2 separate regions of the Homo sapiens genome follow, and region 2 is linked to region 1. Evidence: read pairs that join two places in POLR2A ChIA-PET (ENCODE). Cell type or tissue: CD4-positive, alpha-beta T cell. All regions are shown on one strand. Links, peaks and the distances in the headings refer to the core of each region. The heading gives the core; the rest is flanking DNA.

The links. Peaks named below come from ENCODE experiments on the same cell type or tissue, not always from the same donor. Only the 100,000 strongest peaks of a DNase experiment are listed, where the experiment ranks them.
Region 2: POLR2A ChIA-PET joins it to region 1 with 5 read pairs; 10 of 35 experiments call an interaction of 5 or more read pairs at or near these places.

What each region holds. Positions count from the first base shown.
Region 1 is chr2:197,239,278-197,242,084 of GRCh38, reverse strand. All of the region lies in intron 1 of ANKRD44 (ankyrin repeat domain 44), which reads left to right. Among named protein-coding and RNA genes, the nearest start is that of ANKRD44-AS1, 43 kb to the right of the region's middle. RefSeq lists an enhancer at 2,376-2,425. In CD4-positive, alpha-beta T cell, for the core only: no CTCF peak of the experiment used is centred there; DNase peaks (open chromatin) are centred at 1,504, 1,914 and 2,434; H3K4me3 peaks cover 1,469 bases; H3K27ac peaks cover 2,379 bases.
Region 2 is chr2:197,326,760-197,329,566 of GRCh38, reverse strand. No RefSeq gene overlaps it. Among named protein-coding and RNA genes, the nearest start is that of ANKRD44-DT, 17 kb to the right of the region's middle. In CD4-positive, alpha-beta T cell, for the core only: no CTCF peak of the experiment used is centred there; a DNase peak (open chromatin) is centred at 1,636; H3K27ac peaks cover 780 bases.

The DNA.
Region 1 (2,807 bases), core at 214-2,713:
TAATAAAGTTTAACAAGGATCTACTGATAAAGTTTTACTTATAATGCACCCTAGCAAGTTTTTATATATAGACTATTTTAAAAAAGATTAATCAAGACATTAAACCTAAAGGGAGATTTTTTTAAATGGTTTGGGAAGAAAAGCACAGTAATATGTATTTTTAAGATTAATATTGTACAAGTATTTTTATTATGTTTGAAGGTTTTTGGCTTATTTATTAGCAGAGGAGGAACTCTTTAAAGAGTTTCTTTTCCTCTTTCAGGCCACCAGCACTATGTAGTGAATCATTGAAATGATTCTTCCTTTTTATTCTCATGTTACTATCAAAACCTGGCACAATGGAGGCATATAATAAATCTTAAAGAACAATAAGTACCTCTACTTCTTAGAAAAAAGAAAAATCTTACCTTCTGAAACTTCTTATTTTTAAAAATGTTAATATAGATTCAAATGTTTTTTTTAAATTTTACATAACTTTTTCCAGATTGCAAAAGCAATACAAGTTCATTATAGAGAACTTGGAAATAGAATAATTAAAATTACCATAAACTTCTGGACCCAAGATAGTTGCTATTTAATTTTGATATATTTCTTACCAGTCCAGCATTTTTCCATGAGTATTCTACAGAGTGCTTGCCTAATATAAGATGTTCTGGTGAACAAGAGTTCAAGTAGAAAATCTATTTACTGTGCCCCTCTTGGAGATCCATGATGCATAGTGGCAGTATTAAAGGCTCTGAGAAGGTCTGCAAGAAAGAAACCCTTTGCATTATTTAATCAGTGTTTCCTAAGCTTATTTGACGACTAAGTCCTCTGTGTATGTATGTGTGTGTAGAATTTATTAGCATCCTCATACTTTGACAAATTTAATTCTATTTTCCTTTTCTTCTTTTAAGATGTTAGCTTTTCTGGGAGTCTATTCTGGTTATAGGACATTCCCCTTTAATTTTTCAGGGCCGATCTCTTGGTAGGCCTCAGAAAGAGGATGCAGAGCCAAAAAGAGAGAAGATGTGCCCTGGAAAGGAGGAATAGACTTAAAATGCATGATTACTGTGGGCTGCATTACAAGATTTTGCATACCCCCAGTCCAAAAATCAAATTTATTCATGTTCAGTAAGATGCTTCTGAGACTTTGCCAGCTGTGGATTATGCATTTGGGGAAAGCTGATGGAGAGGCCTTTGATCATAGGCTGGGTTGTTGTAGAACTTCCTGATTGCAAAGAGCAGACAATTACTTTTAAGAGAGGGTGTTGGGGGTGTGGGGAAGTGGGGAGGTAGCTATCGAACTGTGAGATTTGGTTATTATCTAGTATGCCATGTCCTTGGATCTGGCTTTCTGAGATGACTTTTGTTCACAGTAAAATCTTACATGTTGTGGCTAATAAAAAAAAAACTTGCTTCAAGACTGCTGTAGAGACACTGAATCTAAACTGGGCACCAACATTGTCACCCACAGAGAGAGACTTGCTAGAAACAAGTGAGGAAGCATCTCTAGCAATTTTGTGGAGGTTTTCTTTAAGCTTCTAGCAACTGTTGCTAGTGTCACTAGATTGCTGTTTTTAGAACAGTTTTAGGGATTTCCATCTTGCTTCCTACCCAGCTCTTTCTCTTAATTTTTGAAATGCCAAGAGCTTAGTGGTAGAAGTCTGAACAACTTTTTGTTTTTTTTAAAAGAAGGTCTTGGCTTGGCTCTTTTTTTTTTTTTTTTTTGAGCTGGAGCCTTGCTCTGTCACCCAGACTAGAGTGCAGTGGTGCGATCTTGGCTCACTGCAACCTCTGCCTCCTGGGCTCAAGTGATTCTCGTGCCTCAGCCTCCTGAGTAGCTGGGATTACAGGCACACACCACCACGCCCAGCTCATTTTCGTATTTTTAGTAGAGACAGGGTTTCACCGTGTTGGCTAGGCTGCTCTCCAACTCCTGACCTCAGGCGATTCACCTGCCTCTGGCTCCCAAAATGCTAAGATTACAGGCGTGAGCCATCATGCCTGGTTTACCTCTTGAATATATATATATTTATATCTAGATTTTCTTCTATAAACATTAATTCAACTATTCTTATTTTAGGAAATGTAGAAATTATATGACCAAAAATGCATATATTATAAGGGAATATATTAGAGAGATTTGCAGAAAAATGCAAGGCCCTTCATCTGATTGAAAATCTACGTTGAAGACATTTGAGAAGAAGCAGATTGGTTGCATTAGTTTTTACATAGGTGTTCACCTGGTCATATTTTTATGTTTTTCAGAGTATGAAATCCATTGAGATAGTGAAACTCCCAAAAACTAGTTACTAAAGCAAGAAAGGTATGCAATAGAACTGGCAGGTCTATAAAATGTGAAATGTTAAGTCTGCCTTTGGGACAGTGTAAATGTTGCAAAAATTTATCAAGATAGAAAACAAAAGTAAAACCAAGACACGTTGCAGAACTCAGTGACAGTTGGTTATCTTGCATTGAGTAATCTGTGGAAGAAACTGCTGACTGTTCCCCAATATCATCTTCCTTTCTTTATAAGTTATTTATGTTTCTCCTGGATTAAAGACTGTTTTTTTGGCCGGGCACAGTGCCTCACACCTGCAGTCCCAGCACTTTGGGAGGCCAAAGTGGGCAGATGGCTGAGCCCAGGAGTTTGAGACCATCCTGGGTAACATAGTGAAACCCCATGTCTACAAAAAATAAAATACTAGCTGGGCATGGTGGCTCATGCCTGTAGTCCCAGCTACTTGGAAGGCTGAGGTTGGAGGATTGCTTGAGCCCGGGTGGCCAAGGCTTCAGTGAGCCATGCTCTCTAGCCTGGGTGACTG
Region 2 (2,807 bases), core at 77-2,576, 88 kb before region 1:
CAGACCAGACATGGTGGCTCACACCTGTAATCCCAGCACTTTGGGAGGCCGAGGAGGGCACATCACCTAAGCTCAAGAGTTTGAGACCAGCCTGGCTAACATGGTGAAACCCTGTTTCTACTAAAAATTCAAAAAAAAAAAAAAATTAGGTGGGTGTGGTGGCATGCGCCTGTAATCCCAGCTACTTGGGAGGCTGAGGCAGGAGAATTGCTTGAACCCAGGAGGCAGAGGTTGCAGTGAGCCAAGATGGCGCCATTACACTCCAGCTTAGGCAACAAGAGTGAAACTCTGCTTCAAAAAAAAAAAAAAAAAAAATGTAGTGAAAGCTGGCCTCCTAGCTTTGTTCCTGACTTTAAAGAAAATGCTTCTAACTTTTCACCATGAAGTAACAGGTTTGCTTTCAATTTTTGGTAAATACCAAATATCAAATTAAGGAAGTTGTTCTCTATTTTTCTACATTTACCTTTAAAAGTTGTTTCTTAATTATCAATGAATGCTGAGTTTATCAAATGCTTTTTTGATACCTATCGAACACCTATTGGATCGCATGTTTTTCTTTTGATTCTTTGACCATTGTGTATTATAGTATGAAAAATCATTAGAACGAATAATATCTATTTGTATTTTTCTTCTGGTTTTCTAATTTCCTTTCTCTTCCATGCTTTGGCAATTTGACATCTATTTAACCACATAAAGTTATCAAATTAAAATGAACTTCTTGACAATAACTATAGAGGATGTTTCTGACTGTGTCTGAGCTGAAACTGGTTAAGTGGTGTCAATTCACAGTACACCACAGGAAAGTCTGCAAGATCGTTCCTACATTCAGAGATGAGAGAGAGGGAAGTGCGAGGACAGTATACTGCTTGGTCTCCATCGCTTCAGACCCATGCAGTAGGTATGAATTCTCTAGAGAGACTATGGTATCCACATTTCTGCATGGACCAGCGCATAGCATTGGCCCTATGTGGCCTGAAGGGTTAGCAATGTCACTCAGCATATCAAAGATTTTTACAGGTTTGGCAGCACTGATGACTATTATGAAGAGAATATCTTTTCTCTGAGCTTCAGCAGAACAGTGGCAAGACAACGGGATGGCAAGGGGTTGCAGGGGCTCAGCAGACTCAGTAGGTTCCCAGCAAATCCCTGAGGGAGAGTAGCAGTTCCTAGTGTTGATTTATTCCTCAACACTTGTGAGACACCCTTATGACTTTCTAGCATCACTTAGGGTCTGGAGTGGAGGTAGGGAGCTCATAGCCAGGAACATATTTGGGTTTAATTGTTAATGTAACCTTAGGCTCTTGGGGCTTGAGGAATTAGGGCTCCATATCCCTACCTGCAGCATTCTAAGAGTTTTTTCACTTAAAGTTTTTGCATGTCAGTAAGATCTATTGTAGACCTTGCAGTACTCCTAAAGACTTACCAGAGACTATTTGGTGGATTTTATATTTGCCAGCTTATTTTTCACCATGGGCCATGCACTGGCAGTTACACAGCAGAGAAAGAGTAAATGTGAAACATGCAAGCACATTTCGGGACTCTTTTGCTTTGTTCTTAATTTCCTTGCAAATGCTACATCCAACCACCAAAGTGCCAGACAGTAAATCTTAATTCTTTCCTGTTTCTACAGAAATTGAGGGTGCTTTCCTATGGGTTCTATCATTGCTGGTTGACAGCTACATGTTCCACAGACTGGATGGAAAAACCCAGCTGTATCTTTGTGTCTCTGAATGTCATTAACTAATTTTCAAGTATTCAATGAAACCACAGATAGACTTGGCCAAGTATTTTTCCCCCTGAGTTTTGGAAAATATGCACATCTTAAAAAATATATTGCATATGTTCCTTATTTACTTACCACCAAATGTTCCAAATCTTGCATTATAGGAGTTAGAGACTGTCCAAAGAGCTCATTGAACCATTTTTGAAAATGTTCTTTTACAAAAACAGGAAGTCACAATATACCAAATGTCAAGTAACTTTGAATTTCAGAGGAGTTGGATTAGGTTCAAAACTTTTGAAATCATAAAGTTGAGCTGGTTCTAAATCAGAGTGTTGACTAGTCCCCTACTTTCTAATTATTTTTCCTCTTCTATGCTCATGTGTGTGTATGTGTATGTATATGGTACACACTTCTCATACACTCTAAAGTGCAATGATGAGAGGAAGAAATTTCCATGTTTTGATTACTTTAAATTTGGGGAGGAAGAAAAATCATCTTGTGGTTACAGACTCAGAAGTTCAGACTTGGTATTTCAGAATCAGAGGATATTTAATCCTCTATAAGCAGTGTGATTTCAGTCTTGTTGTCTGTCATTGGTTAAAGCCACTGAAACTGGGGACATTTACACTTAATAATTTACTTTAGAGACTTATTTTGGCTGAGCACAGTGGCTCACGTCTGTAATCCCAACACTTTGGGAGGCTGAAGCAGGTGGATCACCTAACGTCAGGAGTTCGAGACCAGCCTGATCAATATGGTGAAACCCTGTCTCTACTAAAAATACAAAAATTAGCCGGGCGTGGTGACGTGCACCTGTAGTCTCAGCTGCTTGGGAGGCTGAGACAAGAGAATTGCTTGAACCCAGGAGGCAGAGGTTGCAGTGAGCTGAGATCGCACCATTGCACTCCAGCCTGGGCAACAGAGAGAGATTCGGTCTCAAAAAAAAAAATGTATTTCACAGAGTACCTATTATGTTATTGAAAAAGGTGCTTTGTAAAGAAAACAAAAAGTGTGTATGGTACACATTTTAGCTGTTTGCATGGGGTAATGTGTAAACAATAGAAATTGATTTCTTACAGTTCTG